Regions from separate parts of the Homo sapiens genome. Here region 2 is linked to region 1. The links are chromatin loops, found by intact Hi-C in ENCODE. Cell type or tissue: dorsolateral prefrontal cortex. All regions are shown on one strand. Links, peaks and the distances in the headings refer to the core of each region. The heading gives the core; the rest is flanking DNA. Region 1 overlaps MINDY4 (MINDY lysine 48 deubiquitinase 4). Region 2 holds the start of AQP1 (aquaporin 1 (Colton blood group)).

Region 1 (11,188 bases), core at 1,749-9,748:
AAATTTTATTTAAAGAAGAAAGGCTAAACAAAGTGACACTGGGACCAAAGGAAGCAATATCAGTTATAGAAATGCCACTGTCCTCTCTTAGACTTTCCATGCATCTTGACCCTTTAAACAATTGAGTGAAACCCTGGGCTCAAGGCAGAAGCAGGGACATGGAGGACCACAGCCACATGGGCCTAGGCAAGTGGAGCCAATTGTGCCAGCCCATTGTCCAGGCCTGACCTGGGAAAACCTTCTAGAAGAGAAGAGGGTAGGAAGACACATCTGCCTCACCCTCCAGAGCTTTCAAACAGACCCACCTTCCCCTAGCCTTCAATAAAAAAAGAAGGAAATGCCTCAAGGCAGGCAAATTCATTCAATCCACAAACGTTTCCAAAAGCCTGCTATATGCCTGACCCCAGGGGAAAGACATGCCCAAGGGCACAGGAGCCCTGGCCATGGCTCTCACAACTAACCTGAACATTTCTCTTTTGACCATCACAATCTTCCATAATCTGACTCCAACCTCACTTTCCATCCTTCTCACAAAATCCCCATCTATTCAGGAATATATCCATCTGTTTTTTTTTTTAAATGGGTGTTTTGGCTAACCAAATAGCTAGAGTGGGGGGAAGCTAATATTTATTAAAATAACCATTGTGGGCCAAATATTTGATATATTTTATTTTACTTATTCCTTATGACAATCCTAAAAAAGTTAAAAGAGGCTAAAAAGTTTTTGCCTTTGCCCTGTTAGTATATGGCAGAGCTAGGATTTGCACCCAAATCTGTTCAATTCTAAAGCGGGGCCCTTTCAACCTCACCATGCCAAGTTACTAAATATGTGAAAGATGGCGAGCCAAGTTTCAAAGTCTCAGAATACAATACAATGCAATGTTTCCCAAATAGCAGATCTCAATAACTGAACAAAGCTTTGCTTAATTGGAATAAATTTCAAGTAACTCAACAACTCTGCTGAGTAGAATTGACTCTTTCATTAGAGATTTAAAAGGCACTTCAGGAACTTGTAATGCCCTGGGCCCATCATTACAGACATCAATTATCGTTACTGAGCGTAACAGAAAATGACTCTGGTATTGTCAGCACTGTCCCCTTCCGGGCCCCACCCAAGCCCGTGCACCCTGCCTCTGTGAATGGTGAATTTCTTGTCTCTGCTGCTGGTGCAAACATGGCTCACAAACATGCACAAATCTCTCTTGTCCTGAATAAACGGCCCTATTCCTTAACCTTCTTCTTTCTTGAGCTGCCACCCTGTCCCTGTGTACCCTTCATCTCTAAACTTCTTTCACAAAGGCTCTCCACACATGTCCTCATCTCCTCCCATTCCTCAATACACGACAGTTGACTTTCTGCCCCGGAGCACTTTGCTCAAGGTGCTCTCTCCAAAGCCACCTGGGAACCGCCATCACCAGGCCCAGTGACCTCCCAACCTCTCCTAAGGGTCCGAAAATGCAACCTCCTGCCTCCAGGAGACTGGCTCTTCCCTCGCCTTGGGTGGGGCTCTGCTCTGACCACTCCGTTTTCTTGCCCTGCCCCACACCAAGCACGTGGTCTCCACTGCAAGATACTGACCTTGGCAATGTCCACCCTCCAAGGAATTCAGCTTTCAGCCCATGCCAGCTCCTCCCAACATTCCCTGGGATCTGCGTTTCTGCCCCACTCTTGACTGTGGAAACAAAAGCTCCACTGGACATATCCAGAAACAACTCATCTTCTTCCTGACTCAAGCAGCACCTCCCCTTCAGGTGCCCCTACTCCTGCTAACTGCCTGCCCAACCTCCCCTTCCTCCAGGCCCACAGTCCTCCTTGACTGCCTCGTCCTCTGGATTCTCCTCCTCAGCTCCCTGGCTCCTTACCCCTCTGGCACATCCAGGCCAGAGCCCACTTGCCTTCCCGGCAGGGGCCCTGCTGCCAGTCACCTTTCTCAGACCTGCTGCACCCCTAGACTCACCTTGCGGCACATCTTCCTGGTTAAAAAACAACAGAACCCAAAACACAAGAGAACTTTCTATCCCTCTCTATTGCCTAGAGAAGAAGGTCTGGCTCTTGGGGCACCTGTCGGGCCTGCAGTCTACCCTCTTCCCACCACTCACACATCCCCTGGGCTCCAGCTACACCAACTTGCCCACCTCTTTGCTCACAGCATCCCCTCGGCTTGGGATTCTTCCACTCTCTGAACTGCCAGACCTGCCCTCTATGTCCTTGCTAATGCCAGCTCTCAACAGTCCTCTTCCCCCAGGTCAGGGCCAAGGATAATGATTAAGACTAAGGCCCCAAAAGCCAGAAAACCTGCATGAACTCAGACTGCTTGGTCATTTTGTGCCTCAGTTTCCCCACTTGTAAATATGTAAAGTTGCTGTCAGGATTAAATGAAGTAATACATCCAAAGCTCCTATAAGAGGGCCAGTCAGATAGTGAGGACTCAACAGATATCGACAGCATAATTATCCCTGAAACTATCCAGACTCTATCTCTGTGGAACTCTGCCAGATCCCTTATCACACTCATCTTTTTCTTAATCCTGTAGTACATATTTGTCGGGATGTCTCAGCCTCTTGGGAGCAGGAACCTCATCTTCAGCATTTCTCTCCCCAACACCATTCGAACAAGCAAGAGGCACTCTATAAATGCTTTGTTGAATAAAATTAAATACCATGTATTTAGATTGAGATCAAAAACTGTTTACTTTATTGGGAAAAGGCCCCACTTCTGAGGGACCTATGACCACAAAACTGGCCTCAACAGGAAATGAAAGAAATCCCATGGCTTTACTAACTTCTTGTGGAATGAGTAGAGAAAACAAAGTAGAATTTTCTGGAATGAGGCACACACATGGAATCTAGCCATACAGGAAGCTGCCCTGGCAGATCATCTTTGTGATTTGAGGAACTCTGCCCAATATGCCCCTAACATAACTCAGCATCAGGGGCCATCTTTCCAAAATGGAGACACCACCTCTGACAGTCACAGCAGAATTCCATCCCTCAGCCACCATTTGAGAAAACCAGCCCAAGAGTCATGAGGGAAGGCATACACCCAGTACTCCAGCAGGACTGAATGGGATTTGGCAAGGGAAAGACTTTGGCTCTCTCTATGTCAGGCCCCAAGGCATCCAGCCTATCACAGGGTAGGAACAAGGACGCCCATCTTTTCCCTAAATAAATGCCATGATCCTTAGGTGGAGCTATGAGCTTAGGTTTTCTCCATGACCCACCATAAGTGTACATTATCCAAAAATGTCTGCAAATGCAGCAAAACCCAATGCAGGCCGTAGAAAAACACGCTGGGGAAGAACAAGAGAGCTGCTTCAGTCTTTAGGAATGAGACCCCAGGGATACCAGCAAACTTTCCCCCCTACCCCAAAAACAAAACCTCAGGCTTAGAGCAAGGCACAGAAGAGTGATGAATATGTTCCAGGCACAGTAATAAGGCCTGAAGAATAAGACTGCCCCCTGCCACACAAAACTGGGTTATTCAAACCCACTCAGCCTTCAAGGCTCAGCTTAGCCCTGCTTCATCCAGAAAACCCCCTCCCTCTCCTCTAAGCTCCTACGGCATCTCAATTAGCACCATCCATCTGACCCTGAAACAGATCTGCCTGCTATTTTTAGTTGACTTTTTCTGTGTGCTAAGTCACTAATTCTGCTCTTCTATGAACTTCTTAAGTTAAGGAAAGACCTCATACTTCATTCTCCCCTTCCAAATTCCAAGCAAAGTCAAGAATCCATCTCAATTCTTATTTATTGGAATAATTCTGAGCAAAACTCAAAAAGGTAGGGACACAGACAAGTCACCCCTATACTCAGGCAGCTGACAGTCCAGCAGGAGGAACAAAGTAGCCTGTCAACTCTCTCCAGCGTGACATGTGCCATGAGAGGTCTGAGAAACAGATCATGTCCAAGTATAGGTACAGTGAAGAGATCAGGAAAGGCTTCTTGAAGAAGGCAACATTCCAGACGACTTAAAGATGGGGCATCACAGTTGGGACAGTGAGTTGGCTGGTTTGATTGGGTGGGTTGGTTAGTTGGTTGGATGGAATGGATGTTTGGATAGTTTGTTGGTTGACTAGATGGTTGGTTGGCCGGGTTGGTTAGGTTGGTTGGTTGGGTGGGTTGGTTGGTTGGGTGGGTGAGATGATTGGATGGGTGGAATGGTTTGTTGGATGAATGGATGGTTGGATGGTTGGTTGGGTTGGTTGGTTGGTTTGGTTGGTCGGTTGGGATGGTTGGTTGGTTGGGTGGTCAGATGGCTGGTTAGTTGTTTAGTTGGCTAGATATATGGTTGGGTGATCAGGCAGTCATGTAACTAGTTTTGTATGAACAAAAAAATTACTGAGTAAATTAATGAATGCCAACAGGCAAACTAAAGTTCAAATTGTTTCAATTATATGAAAGACTTACCACTTTTAAGTTTCACGATACTATCACAGACAGATTAGCATAACTTTCCCTTCCATTCTCCTTGCTAAGTGCACTCTCTCATTTGCTTGGCACTTATTATTGCCAGGTACAGAGACATGGCTGAGTAAAGACAGAGAAATAAGGCCCCATTCCAGGCCTCAAAAAGTTCATGAATATAAATATGAGTTATCAAATCATTGTTCTATACTGAGGGTTGTCCAAGATACTGAAGGAACAAAAGAAAGCAGCCAAACTCTGCTAACCAGGATAGGATTAGGGTGAGATAATCAAGAAGCCTAAGGTGCAAAATTTTAAGAGACCTTCCCTCTCAGGTTAATGCAGGTGTCCAGCCTGCAGCTGAACAACTGTGAGAGTGAGTAGCTCCTTACATTTTGCATCCTAGATGCTTCACCTCACTCAGCCTTGTTCTGGTCCTACTAACCTCTATGTGGGCCTTTATATGGGATTCTGGTAGCCAGGAACTGCTGGAACATAGCTAACAGAGCAGCACAAAAGCATCTTGGAGTGAGAAAAAAAGGAATACAGGAAAGATTCTCCATAATACCACTCCTGCTCTCTCACACTCATCTCCCAAATATTATCTCAGAGCCCAACAACTTCCTTCCATCTAACAGCTGCTACTTCTCCTGCATGGAACATCTTCCCAGCCTGTATCCCAGGACTCAGAACCTAGGATGGAGCTGGCAAGGGCCCAGGTGTGGTCCAAGGGAGATCTCAGAGCTGCCATGCTGATGTCCACAGATGGACAATACAAGATCACTCATCTTCCCTTCCAGGGGGATGTGTGGCCACTCTCTCACTTCTTTAGCCGCACTTTCTGGATCTCAAAGGAAATCTGAGTCAAGGGAAATCTCTTTCCTCTGCAGACGCATCAGATCAGAGACTTGGAAACCATGGAACTGAAGGTACCTTGGGGTTATAATAACCACACAAGGTTTAGGGGTCATCAACCCCATTTTTGGAGGGCTCAGAGTGGCCTGTAACATGCACTGGAGCTGTTTCTCATGTTTAATCTCCTGTGCCTACTTTCAGGAGGCCAGCAATCAGAAGGAGAAATGGCATTCCACTGTGGACTGGGGGCACATGTATAGGGTAAAATGTGATCAACAGGCTGAGAAGTGGGGAGAAGTGGCTGAGCATCGGGCATCAATGGCAGGTGTGGAGGACAGCTGTATCCACCACAGAAGAGAGGTCCCCAGAACAGGTTAAGAAGGTGAGGCTGAACCAGTGCAAGAGCCCAAGCAGGCCACTATCCACACAGGATGACCGGCATGCTGGAAAGGAAATAGGTATTGTGTGTCTCAAGAGTCAGATTTTGAACCTTAATAGTCTGATGTGAAGTCCAAATAATGCATAAAGACAAATTAAAATGAAAATTCTCCCCATTACTCATCCCATGAGGTGCAGATGTTTTCAGAGCTGGGATGCTCAGAAGCAGGGAACAGTCAATGAACCGCAAATGCCACATCCTCTGTAAGCCTCCTCCAAGTCCCGGCTGGCACAATTCATTCCCCCTCAGGACACAGAGAGGCATCTGTGCGCCCGTGGCTTTCACTCCAGATCTGGGGGCCTCCAGAGGCTCTAGAGGACCTGGGAGAGTTTGGGATGCACTTGTCTCTCTCCCCCTGGACTGCTTAAGAAAGGTCTGGTAGGGCCTGGTGAATGTCCCCTGAATTAAATTATGCAACAAGGGCAACGAGACTAAATCGCTGGGGTTGGGAGGATTGATGAAGATCTGCTGCCATCTACTGTCCATTCTTCTGCAAAACCTGAAAAACTGCCAGGCATCCCCAGTGTCAGAGGAGTGTTTCAATGCAAAGGCAGAAACACTGAGGCTTTGGGCCCTTGGCTGTATCAAGGCTGCAGAGACCCACAGCAGAACAAGGCAGGTTAATCTTCCCCTGGATCTGTGAATTAAAAGTACAGCCATTCCTTCTCCAATGTTACTGGTTTACCAGGAAGTCTTTTGCATTAAACACTGCCTCTCCAAGCCCAGGGCCCTCCTGCCCCCTCAATAGCGTCCCTTAACTGCTCCCTGAACTTCCACTCCTTTGTGAGGGCCACAATTTAGCACCCAATTACACAGGGCATCCCAGTGCACCCTGGGCTTCTGGAGGCAGGGAACCATATCATGCACTGGCATCCCCAGTGCCTACCTGGGCTATGACACCTCTGAACTCACTAAGACAAAAGGACGTGACCCAGCCACAAAGCCAGTAATGGGTAATATGATGCTCTTGCAGAGGGCTGCACATGTCATGATGGGAAAGGCTGTCTGAGCCTGGAAACAGTTTCGTTTCAGTCTCACCTTCTGGAGTCTGTATCCTAACCTGTAAAAGATCCCTGCTTGGCCCATCTCACCAGGGCATCCAATGCATCTAAGGTGATATCCAGGGACAGGCTTTGCAGTTTATCTTTACTGTAATACCTAGGGGTTGGGTGAATGCAGAAGGAGCCATGAGAACTGACATGGAGGCCACAGGTGTCCCACCCAGCTGCCTCAGACAGGTAAATACTTCCCAGCTGCTGTCAATGTCAGCTGCTAAGGGCTCACAGCTGCATCCTTTTCTGGAGAATCGTCCTTTGCCAAACTCATCTAGGAGGTTGCACACTGCCCGCCCCACTCCAGGATGGGCAGCCCACAGCCAATGACTAAGAGGGGCACAAAAAGCTCACTCCCTTGCCTTAAACATGGGACTAACTCTGAGTCAATTCATGCTCCACATCTCCCCAGGGGATCAGCCTGAGCCCTTAGCCCTCACACCTTTGCTGAGCTCCTTCCCCTGCCCAGTTCCACTTTCCTCACCCCACTTCCTCCTGAGAGCATGCCCCCAACAAATTACATGTACCGGAATCTGACTCAGGCTTGGCCCCTAGGGCATTGCTTCCCAAAGCTTGACACGCATGACATCACCTAAAAAGCTTGTTAAAACCCAGATTCCTGGGCTCCACCCCCAAACTTCTGACTCAGTGGGTCAGACAAGCTGTTTCTAAAAAGTTCCCAGATGATGCAGATGCTGCCAGTCCAGAGATCACAGTTTAAGAACCATTGTTCTTAGGAACCTAACCTGAGAAACCATTCAACAAGTAATAGGCAAAGGGGTTAGGGATGGTGGAATTTAACCTTGCCCTAGTCAGCCTGCCTTCAGCTCAAAATGCTGCAGCCAGGAACAGCCTGGAACAGGCCTCCAGTGACAGATGCTCATACTCAGGGCTGGGAGTGATTCCAGGTTGCTGTGTCCTAAATCCATTTACTATATACCCACAGGTGCTCAGAGGAGCCTATAGTCTAGGAAGGACTCCAAAGTCACAGGACCCTGGTTTACAGGCTCATTATTTACATAAGATGAGCCTTAGAGAGGTCAACTGAATCAAAGTAATTCAGAGATTACAAAAGAAGTCAGAAGTCTGGTCTAGGCATGTGTAGAGGGTAGAATTGGGGAGCCATTACAGAGCAGCCCATCCTACCCCTTCATTTACAGACAGGAGCACAGAGGCCCAGAGAGGCCTGGAGGTCTGCTCAGCAGACTGCAACCTGCAAGCACAAGACAAAGAAGTGCATGACATAAAGGCAAGATGGGGACTTGCTTTTACTGTCCTTAGACAGTAGCTGTGAGCAACCCTACTAACTTGGGCTCTAGTAATAGTCCTGGTGTGGAAGCCTCTTAAACAGCTTCAATAAAACCCCAGTGCCAGAGGAGAAATGTCACAGCACAAAAGTAACAGGACAGCTCACTGCTCACATGTGTGGACTGCAAGCACATGGACCCTGAACTAAGGCCACAGGAAGGCCAGTTCACAAAGAAACACCACTGGCCTGATAGAAAGTAAGATGCAGGGCTGGGCGCAGTGGCTCACGCCTGTAATCCCAGCACTTTGAGAGGCCGAGGCGGGCGGATCACAAGGTCAAGAGATTGAGACCATCCTGGCTGACATGGTGAAACCCCGTCTCTACTAAAAATGCAAAAAAAATTAGCCAGGCGTGGTGGCGGGCGACTGCAGTCCCAGCTACTCGGGAGGCTGAGGCAGGAGAATGGCGTGAACCCGGGAGGCGGAGCTTGCAGTGAGCCAAGATCACGCCACTGCACTCCAGCCTGGGCGACACAGCGAGACTCTGTCTCAAAAAAAAAAGAAGAAAGTAACATGCAGACCAGAGGTATAAATTATGGCCCAATGACCATGACCTAAACCTGCTTCTCCCACAGTCTTCATTTCAGGGAACGGCAACCCCCCTCTTACAGTTGTTCAGCAAAATCTTTGCAGTTATCCTTGCCTCCTTTCTTTCTCTAACACAGCACATCCAATCCATACACGAATCCCAATGAGATATGTGGTTTCGGTCAATATCAGACCACATATATCACAGTGGTTCCATAAGATTATAGTATCATATTGTTACTGTACCTTTCCTAAATTTAGATGTGTTTAGATAAACAAATACTTCCCATTGTGTTACAATGGCCTATAGCATTCAATACGGCAACATGCTGTCCAGGTGTGTATACTAGGAGCAACAGGCTAAGCCATTTAGCCTAGGTGTGTAGTAGGCTGCACCATCCAGGTCAGTGTAAGTACACTCTATGATGTTTCCACTTCAGCAGTCTCGAGGAGAGAGACAGGTGCACCCCAAACTCTCCCAGGTCCTTCAGTGCCTCCAGGGGCCCACAGATGTGGATGCGCTTCTGAAAATGCACTTCTCAGAACATAGCCCTGCTGATGTATGTCTGTATGTATGTATACACCCATATTCTAGCCCATGTCTCACCACCTTCACTGCCATTTCCCTGATGCAAGCCACCACCAGCTCTCTTCTACTACTGCAGTTGCCTAACTGGTCTCCCTGCCTCCACACTTGCCTTCCTCCTTCCACACTTGAATCTATTCAACACAGCAGCCAGAGGGACCCTATTAAAACACAAGTGAGATCACAGCATGTCTCTGCTCGACCTCCAAAGGCTCCCATATCTCCTAGATGCGGGAGTATCCAAAGTAAAAGCCAATGCATTCAGCAGCTTCCAGGCCCCACATGACCAAGCCCTTGCTTCCTTTCTTGCTTTTTTTCCTCTCTCCCTCATGTAGTCCAGCCTCAATCAGTAACATGCTCCCACTGCAGGGCCTGTGCACAACTGCTGTCGGCATTTGCGTCCAGAGATCAAAGTGCAAGTTCCCTGTCTCCTTTCTGGCCTCCTCTCAAGTGTAACCCTCTCTGGTAGGTTTTCCTGGCTACCTCTTTATAAAATAGCAGCTCTGTCCCCAGGGCTCCCTGTCACTCTTCCATGATTTATTTTTCCCCTTAGCACTTGTAATCCTCAGATATGTTATATATTTCCTTGTTTTGGTGTTATTGTGGGCTGCCTCGTCTCACTGGAAGTGGAAGATCCAAGAGGGCAGGGACTCAATCTGCTTTGTTCACAGCTGACTGGCTGGTGGGTCTGGCACACAGTAGGCCATCGCAGGTGGTGTGCTGGTAAATGTTAACAACTGGCTCTCCAGGGATGGGGACCTTGATTTGCTGCATTTGCCAATCTCCATGGTATAAATATTCTAAACATGACCAATTCCAAGCTACCAATGTGATGTCACTGAATGCAAAGTTAAGAAGGGGCACTAAAAATCAGCATTCGAAGCCAGTACAAGCCATCTTTAACATACTGCTGGTCCTTGCTAAATAGTTGTTGAATAAATTAACTGAATAAATGAGTATGTCTGTGAATTGACAGGGTCTTTTTTTTTTTTTTGAGGGTATGACTCCAGGAATTCAGAGTCTGAAATCAAGTCTACCCAAAACCAAAGGATCTGTAACATGAAGAGCAAGACATCATATGTTGGTTAGTGACATCTGTGATGGAGGCTTTAAGTGAATACAGGAGGAGCATGCCTATTTAAAAAGAAAGCTTTAAACATTAACTACAAGGGAAAACAGAGTTTATGAAAATAACTTTGCTACACCTGCAAAAGCTCAAGTGAGTCATTTCCTTTCTGTTCTCTGGGGCTCTATTTTCCCCGCCTGCCAAATAAAGGGTTTGGATTCTAAGGATCTTTCCAGCACTGACAGTCTATGAAGTTAAGAATGTAAACAAGTCCTAAAGATGCATGTATTCCACCCTGCTTTTTAAAATGCTTAATTTAAAATCTTTTTTAAAAGTCTAAATTAGACTTCAATTGCATGGACTATATCATACTTCAAGGCTGTATTCTGGGAAGATACTCACTTTCTCCAGGACAAAATCCATTTCATGAAATTAATGATGACCCTAAGCTCCATGGACTCACCACAGCAGGCCCCAAAGCTAGACATCCTCCCCTCACCTAAGCCTGCTGCTTCTGGGGATGGCATGGCTGTGGGTTTCCTGTTGCCTTTTCCACACAAGGTCCAGATAAAAAAGAGACAGATGTGACAGTGAGACAGGGGGAAATGTGAAAAACACAAAAAAATCTTTTGAGAGTGGTCAGAAGGGAGATTGAGAGAGTAGATGAATATTTTAAAAACCATAGTGAGACAAAAAAAAAAAAAGTACAGTGCTCCAACAAACAGCTGCCCTCTGTGGCAGGCATAAAAATGACCCCCTCCCTCAACTATGTCCACATCCTAATCCCAGACCCCCTGAATGTGTTCGGTTACATGGCAAGGGGGGATTAAGGTTGCAGATGAAATCAAGGTTGCTAATCAGCTGACCTTGAGATATGCTGAGTGTTCTGGATCAACCAGGTGGGTCCAAGGTAATCACAAAGGTCCTCAAAAGCAGAAGAGGGAGCAGGAA
Region 2 (11,188 bases), core at 1,265-9,264, 110 kb before region 1:
CAGAGTCTGCCCACCCCACAGAACTGTAGCTCCTGGCTGAGTGAAGACAGCCCCTCATGATCCCCCTGGGCACCACTCCATGTGGGCAAGGAGCCCCTCTCATCCCCATGGGGAAGCCCTGACTGAGGGGATCCTGGCCACTTGCAGGGCCTCGCGGACAGCATTTTCCTGCCTTCACCTCCCGGTGTGAGGGCTCAGATCCCAGCCACTCAGGAGACTCCAGACTCATTGGTGCTTCCAGAAGGTAAGGGCCATGGCCCCTGCTGGGTGGGGGCCCTAGACTAAGTGGGGGTACCATCTGGAATTGGCTTGCAGTGAGCTAATGGCCACTTCATGCTGCTAGAAGGTTGCCTGGGGTGGAGAAGGGAAGGCAAGGTGTGACAGGAGGCTGTGGCCTGGGAGTGGTGAGCAGGGGGTGAGCCCCTCAGACAGGTATCCCAGGAGGCCGTGTCCCCTCTCAAAGCATGGCCCCTTCAGAGTTCCCAGGGCAAATCCCAGTCAGGGCCAAGCATCAGGGTGGGCAACACTGGGACCGGCTGGGCTGTTCTGAGGTCCCTAAAGGGGAAGCAGCGTCAGGATTTTCCATGGTGAGGGAAGTCTCCACCACAAAGCTCCCCATCTCTGTGCCCTCCCCCTCATCTGGGGCTGGCGGAAACAGTAATTATATGTCCCAGATGTGGCATCACCACCCAGCCCCCAGCCCCTCCCTGGGCAGGACGGGCTGGGCAGGGACATGGAAACTCTGCCTTCCTTTCCCCATCCCTCCCCTGAGCTCTGGAGGAGGCAGCAGCACCCCCGGGAGAACTGGTGGCATGAAGAGGCCTCTCACTCTATGACTGGGGAAACTGAAGCCCAGAAAAACGGGATAAAGGGGAGAACTTAGGGCTTCAGTCAGGCCCCTGATGCTGCAGGTAGAAACACTTCTTGAGCAGTCAGGCCTGGAATTAGCAGGGCTGGGAGAAGACCCCGAAGAGGGTAGCTTTGCCCTCTGCCTGAGCCCAGCGGGCTGAAATCACAGGCTCTGGGAATCCAGACCCCTTCCCCCGGATGCAGCCCCTGGCCCGAATCCTGAGCCCTCACCACCCTCCTCCCATGCACCCCCAGCCTGACCATACCCAACAACTCCCGTACCACGGCCCTCACCTCCTCCTAGCCTGTGCTTGCTCACACAGTCCCTCTGCCCCTTCCCTCTGCAGTGTCTCCACATTCAGGCTCCTACGAAACCTCCTCCCTGATGCCTTCCTGGCCCTCCCACCCCTTAAGTTCAAAAGTTCCCGGGCCCGCCCTGACACCTCTTATCGCATCTGCCTCCTGCTTCATATCACAGGCAGCTGGGCACTGGCTTATCTTGACCTAGGGCTGTGGGCTTCTCTCGGGAGGGAGCCGGGCTAACCCAGCCCTGCATTGAGCACCCAGCAGTCCCTGGTCATGCTTGCAGGGAGCCGGCTGAGCAGACCAGACAGCAGAAGAATGAAAAAAGCCAGCAAATGCCAGGAATCCTGAGTCCACCAGCATCTCCTACTTCTCAGAGCCCAGCCACACCCTGCTATGTCCCTATCTCATAGACAGGAACTAGGGCCACACAGGCCAGTCTGTTGTGTGATGCCACATGGTGTTAGTGGCTGAGCTAGGACAGGGACAGGTGAGAGTGTCCACCCCAGCCTCAGAGCCTCTCACCCTTAGCCAAAATTGGTATTTGGCTCTTAGAACTAGCCGGGACCTTGCAGGCTGGACGGAGGCCCACGGTCTCTCTAGGGCATATCCTGAGCCCTGAGTCAGTCAGGAGAAAGTTGTCCCCAGCATGTCCCGAAGGGACACCCCCTGACTCACCCCAACCACTTCCTGCCACATCTTTCTCTGTTTTCCTTGGAAATCTCCATGCCAACCACTTGCCCCACCCAGGTTTTGACTGGGCTGGGGCTCAGGGCCAGAGAGGCTGCAGGAGCCTACCCCAGGTCATGAAAGAGAGTGTGTCACCTGCTGCCCAGACTGTTCCCTGCTCCTCTTGAGGCATCCAGGCCACCCCTGAGGCCCCTCCAGTTCCAGGGCCAGTGTCTGACGGGAGCCCTTAGAGGGGTACCTTCTCTATTTCTAGGCCCAGAGTTGAGGTCCTGAACCCCACCCTTCCACTGTTGGGACAGGACAGCGCCTGAGCCCCCACCATCATGCTAAGCGCCCTTATGTTCAGCACTGCCCCTGCTGGGCTGCTCTTAGCCAGCTTTCGTGGGATGGGTGATAAGCTCAAAGCAATGAAGTGAGCTGGCTGTCTGGGTGTGGCTGTGAGGTCACAAGACCTGAGTTCCCTCTCGAGGGTCAGGGTCCGCAGCTCCAAAGAAGCTCAACAAGTTAGCAGTGGACACGTCTTGAACCCAGGTGTCTGCCTCTCAGCCCAGGGCCGGACCCCACACTAGGCTGCTCCTCTTTCTCTCCCATTTGCAACACGCCCAGCCCAAGTATTGGGGTGACTATAAAAAATGAAGGCCAGGGAGGGAATGGGGCACGGGAGGCTGGTGTGGCCTCTGTTCCAGATGGCACAGAAGGGGCCCACCCTCCCGCCTCTGCCTCGGATGCGCATACTAGAGGGTGAAGCCTTCGCCAGCAGGTGCAGAGGCTCCGCCCTGTGAGATGGGAGGGAAGAGACGGGGCCAGAAAGCCTGGAAATCACATCCACTCCCCTACAGGGACGCTCCCCCAGCCCATCATACCCAGCCAAGCTTCAGTGTGAGCTTGACCCTACCCAGCAGAACTCCCTGAGGCCACAAGCTCTGCACCCACTGGCAACTGAGGCCTGGGGGGGCAGAGCTTGATGTGGCCTGCCTGAGCTCTGTCCCGTACATCCCCCGCGGCCACGTCTAAACTGGCTAAAGTCTAAACTCCAGCCCACGGAGCTAATCTTCAATCTTGGGCCTAGCAGAGGTTGGCTGCAGAGGAGGTTGGGTGAGGTGTCACCGTGACACAGAAGTGCTAAGCCCCCCATGGCCAGGCTGAGCCAGCTGCCCTCTGCACCAGACCTTCACCTAGCCTCTCCTGGGCTGCCAGCCGCAGGATCTGAACTTTGGCTGGGAAGCGAGAGGACAGCTGCTGTAATCACTATCTGCCATCTCTGAGGCGCCCTCAGAGATGGCCCACACCGTCCCCACACCCACATGCCCTGCCCACAGCCCCGCCAGCCTCATCTCTCTAGACGAGTCCTCCTCTCTGCTCCTTGGCTTCTCTCCCTCCCTGTAAGGGCACCCCCAGGCCTGCTCACCTGTCCCTTGGGCCCTCAGAGACATCCTCCAAGCCTTCCCCAGTCTCTCAGGCCAAATCCTCCCCTGCTGTGGCCCAAGCCCGGCCTGAGTTTGCACTTGTCTGAGGAGCTGGGAAAGGCCGTGTCTGGGACAGCAGGCAGCTGCCACCAGGGCCAATTTGCCATGCTAAGCAGCCCAGGAGACATTCTTTTCCACAGCTGCCACCCAGTCACCAGCATCTGCTTGTCATTAGTGACCCCAGTCCAGACCCCATTCAAGCCAGGAGCCATGGGCACGTGTTGCAAACTCACCCCCACACACCCTTACACAGCAGCACAAACATGCACACAGTTGACACAAGCACAGAGACTCATGCTGGCAAACACATGCACACATACACACCTTCACACACACACACGCACACGCACATGCACACACACGCCACACCTCTCAGTGCCTAGAGACCATGGAGCCCAGCGCTTGCCCCCCAGCCCATACTGTAATCCAGGAAAACTGCCTTCAAACAGCCCCAGAGAGTGTTTTCACTCCCTTATCTTTGTCTAATCTCAGGGGCAAAAGAGTGGAAGAGGGCCTTTCTCTTGATTCCTAGAGGTGGTTTATTTGGAAACTAGTGTGAATATGGGGGGCTCCCTGAGGGAGTCCTGCTCACACACTTGCAGAGCCAGCTGCAGACAGGCTGGGCATTTGGTTCAGGGTGGCTGGGGACAGCGGGCAAAGTTTCCCCAGGGTGCAGGGCTGCAGGAGGAGGGAGCTGGCGGCACAGGCAGGACTGAGAAGGGCCAAAAAGCTACAGCCAAGGGGCGAGGAACTGCTGGCCAAGCTTATTCCCCATAATAGATGCCCTGCAGGGGACATTGGCAAGACCATTATTCTCTGGATCTCAGCTTCCCACAGTGCCTGGCAGAAAACAGGCTTTGGGAGGCATGCATAGCTGAGTTCCAGCCCCAGCTCTTCCCCCCAGCTCTCTACGTGACCTCCAGCAACCTCTTGTCCTCTCCGTTCCTCAGTGTCCCCATCTGCACAATGGGCAGAGGATGGAACCAGTGCCTTTCAGCATCATTCTAGAACCCCCCCAAGCCCAGGGACACCCCACTCACGTCATTGCGGCCAAGCGAGTTCCCAGTCAGGGAGGAGGTGATGCCTGAGAGGATGGCGGTGGCGACGATGGCCCCCACGCACTGGGCGATGATGTACATGAGGGCACGGAAGATGCTGATCTGGCAGCTGAGCAGCAGCCCCAGTGTGACAGCCGGGTTGAGGTGGGCGCCGCTGATGTGGCCCACACTCTGCGCCAGCGTGGCGATGCTCAGCCCGAAGGCCAGCGACACCTTCACGTTGTCCTGGACCGCCGTCTGGTTGTTCCCCACCGGGTATTTGAAGCCCAGGGCAGAACCGATGCTGATGAAGACAAAGAGGGTCGTGGCCAGGAACTCGGCCACCACTGCCCTCCAGAAGAGCTTCTTCTTGAACTCGCTGGCCATGCTGGCAGGGGGCTTGGCCTGAGACCGCTGCCGGGTGCTCAATTCCCTCTGAGAGCTGAGCCACAGCCTGGGCTGGGCCTATTTATAGGGCCGGGGGGCGGGGGGAGCACAAAGGGAGGAAGGCCTCTCTTCGCTCCTGGCCCGCCCCACACCACACAGACCTCCTCTGGATGGATGCAGACACGGCTGTGCTGTCGGCCTGCCAACTTTTTCCTTCCTCCTCTCCCCCTCCCTCTCTCTCTCTCTCCCTCCGCCCTCAGCCCTGCCCAGCCCAAGGAGGCAGGCAGGAGGCAGCCGTTGCTCTAATAGGCTTTGGGAAATTCTTCCAAGCTGGCCCCACTCAGGGAACCAGAGAAATCCAGGTGTCTCGGCCCTGTGTGCAAAGCTCAGGGAGTTCCTGAGGGCAGAGCCAGGTGCTCCGGAGTGGGTGGGGTGGGCGGGCTGGACTCAGTGGGTGGACGTTGCCCTCCCTGGAGGCAGGTACCATGATCCTGCTGGCCTGACATCCCCATCCCGACCCAGAGAGGCACTGGCCTGGAGTCCCCGGGCCCAGGGCTCCAGAGGGGCAGTCAAGTCCTCCCGCACCGCCACTGCATGCCATGTTAGGGATGTCCCAGAGTCCCCAGTCCCCCAGAGCCAGGGCTCTGTGGATGGGGGCACGGAGGCATCAGAAGTTGCAGAGAGGTTGTCTGTGGCTGCCCTGCATGCTGCGGTTGAGGGCAGGCCCGAGCTAGGCAGAGCTGTTAGAAAGCCCCCGCCCTGGGAGCTCCCAAACTTCTCGACAGCGATTTGAACCAATGATTTGAGGGCAGGCTGGTGAAGATAGGGACAGTTTAGGACTTTCCTCTCAAGGCAGTCACACTGGCGGGTCACTGGGAAGGTGGAAGGAATGGCAGCCCCACCTGGCATTGGAAGGTGCTGGAGAGGAGGGAGGGAGGGAGCAGGAGAGAAAGGCAGAGACAGACAGATGCTGGCTGAGGGGAGGAGAAGAGACAGACAAGGAGAAAGGAAAGACAGTAGCAGGGAAATAGAGCAAAAGTGGAAGTGAAAGAGACAGATCCCCCAGCCAGAGACAGTGAGACAAGCAGGGCTGAGAGAGACAGAGAGAGCGCAAAGGGCTAGGAAAAGACAAACTGAAACAGGGGAGATAGGACTGGACCCAGAGCCAAGAAGCAGAAAGGGAGAGATAAATGAGGAGAGGCAGAGAGCGGGAGGGACCAGACGAGCCCCTGCAGAGGGAGGGGCCGAGGCCCTGCTGCAGATCCCCGTGGGCCGCCTGTGCCCCGGGCATCTCCAATCCAGAGGCCTAGCGCCAGCCAACAAACAAGAATCTGGACTCCAGGGCCAGCAAGCTGTCAGGAACCCCTGGGCCTGGCCCTCTTGCCTGCTGCATGGAACGTGCTGGAAGAACCAGGCCCAGAAGGGAGGGTCCCCCTGCGTCCCCTAGGGAAGGCCTGGGATGATCTGGGCTCTCCTCCCACCTCCTGCCTGCCCCACCACAGTCCCACTCGGGCGTGTTGGCATCTTCCCATTTATAGGTGGGAAACTGAGGCCCGGTGAGAGGACTTTTCTAAGTGTGCCTGGGGCAGGGCAAGGATGAGTGGGTCTTATGCCTCTTGTCCAGGGGCTATCCTGCAGAGAATGACACCAGCTGTTACTGGCCACCCCTCTGCCCAGCTGTGGCCTGGCTCTTGGGGTGAATTGCCAGGGACCAGCCTGGTGTGTGTTTGCTGGGGCTGCAGGTGGGGAAGATTCATTCCCCTAAGTGCCTGTACAGGACGGTGGTGGCCAGCAGGCCCTGCCTGCTCAGACAGCCCAGGTGGCCGAAGGTCATAAGTACTTTCTTAGCTGTCCAGGAGAGGAAACTGGCCCCACTGGGCTACTTCCTGGGCCCTCCTCTACATCCTTTCCTCTGAGGAGCCCTGGCTCAGCATTCCAGTCTCTGGGAGGCTCCCTCATGCCCCTGGCCCCTGGCCCCTGGCCCCATGCCCTGGCAGGGACACTGACCCACATGAGGAGCTCTCTGGTCAGTTTCAGGGGCGTCCAACCAGAGCTCTCTCTGCAGGGCTAGGATCCCCTCACCTTGAAGTTTTGGAGGGCAAACTGTTTCTCCTGCAGACCTGGCTCCTGAGGGCAGGGGTGGCACCCCTTAGACCAGGGTCCTCTGGAACATGGCCATTTCCCTTCAGGCCACAGGCTCCTGGGCATCTCCCGTAGACCATGTCTACTGAGGGACATACACACCTCCTCCTCCCCTCACCTGTCCCTGCCCTGCTATGTTCTGAGGCTGTCGGGTGCTGGGACCCAGCCAAGAAGACTTGAGGAAAGAAGCAGGGGCAGAGCAGGCACCAGGCCGCAAGGAGCCACTGAACTCAGGCCAGTGTGGCCATGCAGAGTGGCAGAGACAGGAAAACGGGCCTGCATGGACCCAGGCATGTCCCGTGTGTCCATGATGGTGTCCGTGGCTGGGTCAGCATCTGTGCAGCCGAGGACCCATGATTTTCCAGGGGGCCCATGTGGGTGAGAGTCATCTGGAACTTACTAATTTATCCAACATATAGTTGGATAAATGTTTAGTGTGTGTCACATGCCAGACATTGCTCTGTGTACAGGGGAGACAGCCACGAGCCAGACAGACCAGCTCCTGTTCACATGCAGTTTCCATCTTGGTGTGAGGGCCCGCAGGTTAGGTGAGGACACGGTGGCTGATGATCGAGGTATTGCAGAGTGTGTGTGTGTGTGTGTGTGTGTGTGTGTGTGTGTGTGTGTGTGCACTCAGCAGAAGCCCTTGTTCTGCATTGGGGCAGGAGGCCAGGGGGACCAGGGGGAAGTGGTCAGGCAAAGCACTTTTGTCCAGGCAAGTAGGTGCCCACCAATCTCAGGAGGCTATGCGGGTCCTCAGGGTGTCACTCCACCACCCCTTGCATCTCCCAACCTCTCCCCCTTGTGAGTGTGGCCTCTGCCTTTAATACCACCATTATGGTGCCATTCTTTTGGAGGAAGGCATGGCTGTCGCCAGGAGGCGCCACCAGAATGCAGGCACGGCCAGGAATGCCAATACAGAGCTCACGTGCCCACCACCTCCGAGGGGCCCTGTGGCTGTTACCCGGCCATGTGGCTAAAAAGGGGAAAGGCTTGCCGCTGGAGCCCCAGGCCCAGGGACGTCTCCAACCCCTCCGCCTCCTTTTCCCTGATCTGCCACAAATCCAGGCCAACCAGAGAAGGAAGAAAGGAAGAAAGGACACAGTGTCCAGCTGGGGCCTGTTTCCTGCAACCCCGAAAGGCTCAGATTGTAAGTGACTTGCCAAGGAAAGGCAGAGCTGGCACTAAAACTCAGGATGCCCCCATCCCAGAGCCCAAATGCAGTTCTCTGCACACCTGTCAGGAAGGGCCCCCAATGACCTGGTTACCAGACAGAAATCCCAGTACAAAATCTGGGGGCTGCAGGCCCAGAGAGGTGCCAGGATGGGTTGGGGGTGGGGAGGGAGGGAGGGGACAGCCTCCAACAACCCTGTATAATTAGGGTGGTGGGGTGGGAATGGAAGCACCGGGCTAAGAGTGGGCAACAGAGGAGCTGAGGGCAGCCAGAGCCACCCCTGTGGTCCCAGTGAGCCCTAGGAGGCTGGGCTCCAGGGCAGGTACTGTGTGCAGCCCAGCTCTCTTCCAGGACTTCCTGACTTAGCAGGTGCTGTTCCCTCGCCCTCTGCTGGCTCCTGGGTCCTCCCATGGACTCGGGCCCGAGCCAAGCTAGTAAGGGGGCAGCCCCCACCCCCACTTCTGAACCCTGGGCGGGGCTTGAGGCCACTGAAGCTGGGCACTGCCTGGCCCTGCTGACAGCAATGGTCTCGGCAAAGGCTTTTCCAGATGTGCCTCATTCCTGACGTGCCTGGGTGACCCACGTTCCAGCCAGAGCTGGCTGTTCCCAGGACTGTCTGGGCCCCGTCTCCCGGTGGGAGAGCCTTGGGCTTCATCCGGAGGAGAGTGGACGGAGCCTCGGATGTTGGCTGAGGGTCCAGACCTTGGGTGTGGCTGAGGCTATCACTGGCCAGAAGCTTCTGCTAAGTGCAGGGCAGAGGGGCTGAGGCGGGATGGACCATTCCTCTGGGGCCAGCAGGGATTTCCCACCCACAAGCCTGGCTAGGGGAAACAGTGACTTCATTCCCTCCAGGAGGGCCACCAGGAAGATGGAGTTTGGGGTAGGAGGGGACTCAGACAGCAGACTGGTCCTGACCATCTAGTCACCATCAGCTCGCCCACAGCTTGGATGAATTTTCCAGAATCATTCAGGCTTTCCTGAATTGGGGCAGAGAACCCTGATGGAGGGTGGGAAGAAAGGACCCAGTCCCTGAGGCTGCTAAGAAAGGAGGTGGTGAAAATCAGAAAATGCTCCTCCCAGTGAATCCATCCCAACTGACCAGTGGCTCCTGGCTCTGCTTAAAGATCCTGCACAGGGCATCCACTGCCATCCCTCTCCTGACTCTGACCTGCCAGCCCTGGCTCTCAGGTCACCCGCACAGGCCTGCACCCACAGGAGGCCATGGGCCAGACTTGGTACCAGTCTAGAGTGGTCCTTTGCACGAGGCAAGGCCAGCCCTCTCCAAGCCCGGGGGAGCAGAGGAAGGGCCCAGGCCCAGAGCACACAGACCCAGAAAAGAGACAGGATGGCCCCAGGGCCTCTCAAGTTCCTCTGCCTGGAGCTCTCCAGTGGCTGTCCTTTTGAGGTCCTCACCATACCTTCCTGCTCTAGACAGAGGCCCCGGCTCCATACCCCAGGCTGGCCGTGCCTGGGTGCTGGCACCCACACTCTTCCTTCTGCCACAGTGCCATCGCCCTCCTCCCCAGCTGCAGCAGCCCCTCCTGACCCCTCCTTCACAAGAGAACTCTCGGCGAAGGCCAAGGCCATGCTCATCCCAGGCCCACCGTCCCCGAAGCAGGGCCTTGGCCTCTGTGTCTCTGCCCACCATGCCCCGCTGCAGAGCTGAGCACAGGGCTGGGCATGTGGGGGCTGATCCTAGTGGCATCTGCTGACTATCTCAATCCCCCAAGAGAAGAGATAGGCACCCACCTCTCAAAGCCTGTGAATTCCTCCCTGTCTGACAGATAATTCCTGAACATTTAGGTGTCACACGATCTCTCTTAAATCAAAAGCGGATTTAGCAGGCCACCAGTGATTCACCAGAGCTGGAACAATTTAGTAATTTTCTAGGCTACTGCCTCCCATGCACTTCTCTCCCTGCCCCCACCCCCTCCTCACCCCTGCCGCTGCCTGCCCTGAGCACTGGCCAGGCTTACTGTCCTAGGGGTGCAGGGATAATGCTGCACTCATTTCTTTCTGGAAAGCATGGTTTTCTGATGTTTTACCATCAACTCTCCAGCAATGGTCCCTGCTTCATGCCATAGAGGATGAGCCACAGAGACAGGATGGGAAAAAGTTGCCATCAGCCAGGCTGGGGTCCGTGAGGGCTTGAGGTGCTGCATTCAGGGATGGGGGCAGAGATTTGAGAGTCAAACTGAACTCTCAGAATGAGGGTGCCCTGAGGAGGCTGGGCCCTACTTCCACCCCAACTCTGTGGGAAGGAAGTCCAGGAAGGGGTGAATTCACATTTTCCCCAGCCCTGCCCTGAGGGTGAGGAATCCCTGCTGGCCCGAAAGGGCAGGCATTCCTCACTTGCAGAAAAAGCTGGGGGTGGCATCTGTGCCAGGCTGCCAGCCCACACCCTTAGGGAGGGCAGAGCAAACAAGGGCCTCTGCCTGGAGTGGCCTCGGCGCTGTGGGGCCCTGGAAGGAAGCGTCATGTGTGTAAGTGGCTTTGGAGCACATCCTTACGCCGAGCTCCTCCTCTCTCCTAGGCCCCAGCAGCCTCCCATCCTGCTCCTCCCGACCTGGGCTCCCTCAGAAGTCTCCCACATTGGCTTGTTAGATTACAAAGCACCAGGATTGGGAGAGGGGGTCAGATAGCACCGGATCTGACGCCCTCCTCTGGTGCATGGGAAACTGAGGCTCAGAGGGTTTTCTGGTGGGGCAGGGTGGAGCTAGGCTGGAACCCCGGGTCTCCAGTCCTGCCTGGCCTGTTCTGCTTGCCACACCCAGCCTCTTCCTCCTCCCTTCTCTGCTTAACAAGAGGCCACCTCCTCCTCAGGCTGCAGCAAGGACTCAGAAAAGTGCCCTCCCTGACCAGGAACCAAGAGGCCTGGGCAGCAAAAGGAATCCACAGGAGACCCTGCCTTTTACTCTCCCAGCCCCCCAGGACCTGACGTTTTTGCATCTCCAACCAGGGCCTCAGCCAAGATAGAGGCCTGTCAACCCCCCCATTGACACCACAGTCCCTGAAGAGTCAGCAGCCACTGCCTCATGGCTCTGGGCCATCTGCTGGCCTTTTGCGGTTCTCATGCTCCCCTTCCCCACCCCCTCCCACCCCGCACCTCCAGCCAGGTGTCTCCACAGGGAGTCTCTGGG

What was found. A loop is a pair of places that touch in the nucleus more often than their neighbours do. Peaks named below come from ENCODE experiments on the same cell type or tissue, not always from the same donor. Only the 100,000 strongest peaks of a DNase experiment are listed, where the experiment ranks them.
Region 2: it touches region 1 in a loop (2.3-fold over the local background); 30 of 110 quality-filtered maps call a loop at or near these places.

The regions. Positions count from the first base shown.
Region 1 is chr7:30,795,875-30,807,062 of GRCh38, reverse strand. The region is part of intron 5 of MINDY4 (MINDY lysine 48 deubiquitinase 4); the gene reads right to left. All of the region lies in intron 7 of INMT-MINDY4 (INMT-MINDY4 readthrough (NMD candidate)), which reads right to left. Among named protein-coding and RNA genes, the nearest start is that of MINDY4, 30 kb to the right of the region's middle. RefSeq lists enhancers at 6,148-6,277, 7,144-7,263. In dorsolateral prefrontal cortex, for the core only: CTCF peaks have their summits at 5,960 and 6,165 (motif pointing left); a DNase peak (open chromatin) is centred at 6,202; H3K4me3 peaks cover 488 bases; H3K27ac peaks cover 537 bases.
Region 2 is chr7:30,905,454-30,916,641 of GRCh38, reverse strand. AQP1 (aquaporin 1 (Colton blood group)) reads right to left here and starts at 4,789. Exons shown (of 4, transcript NM_198098.4): 1 at 4,349-4,789. The coding sequence starts at 4,732. RefSeq lists enhancers at 7,301-7,800, 8,925-9,424. In dorsolateral prefrontal cortex, for the core only: a CTCF peak has its summit at 7,765 (motif pointing right); a DNase peak (open chromatin) is centred at 4,876; H3K4me3 peaks cover 1,698 bases; H3K27me3 peaks cover 307 bases.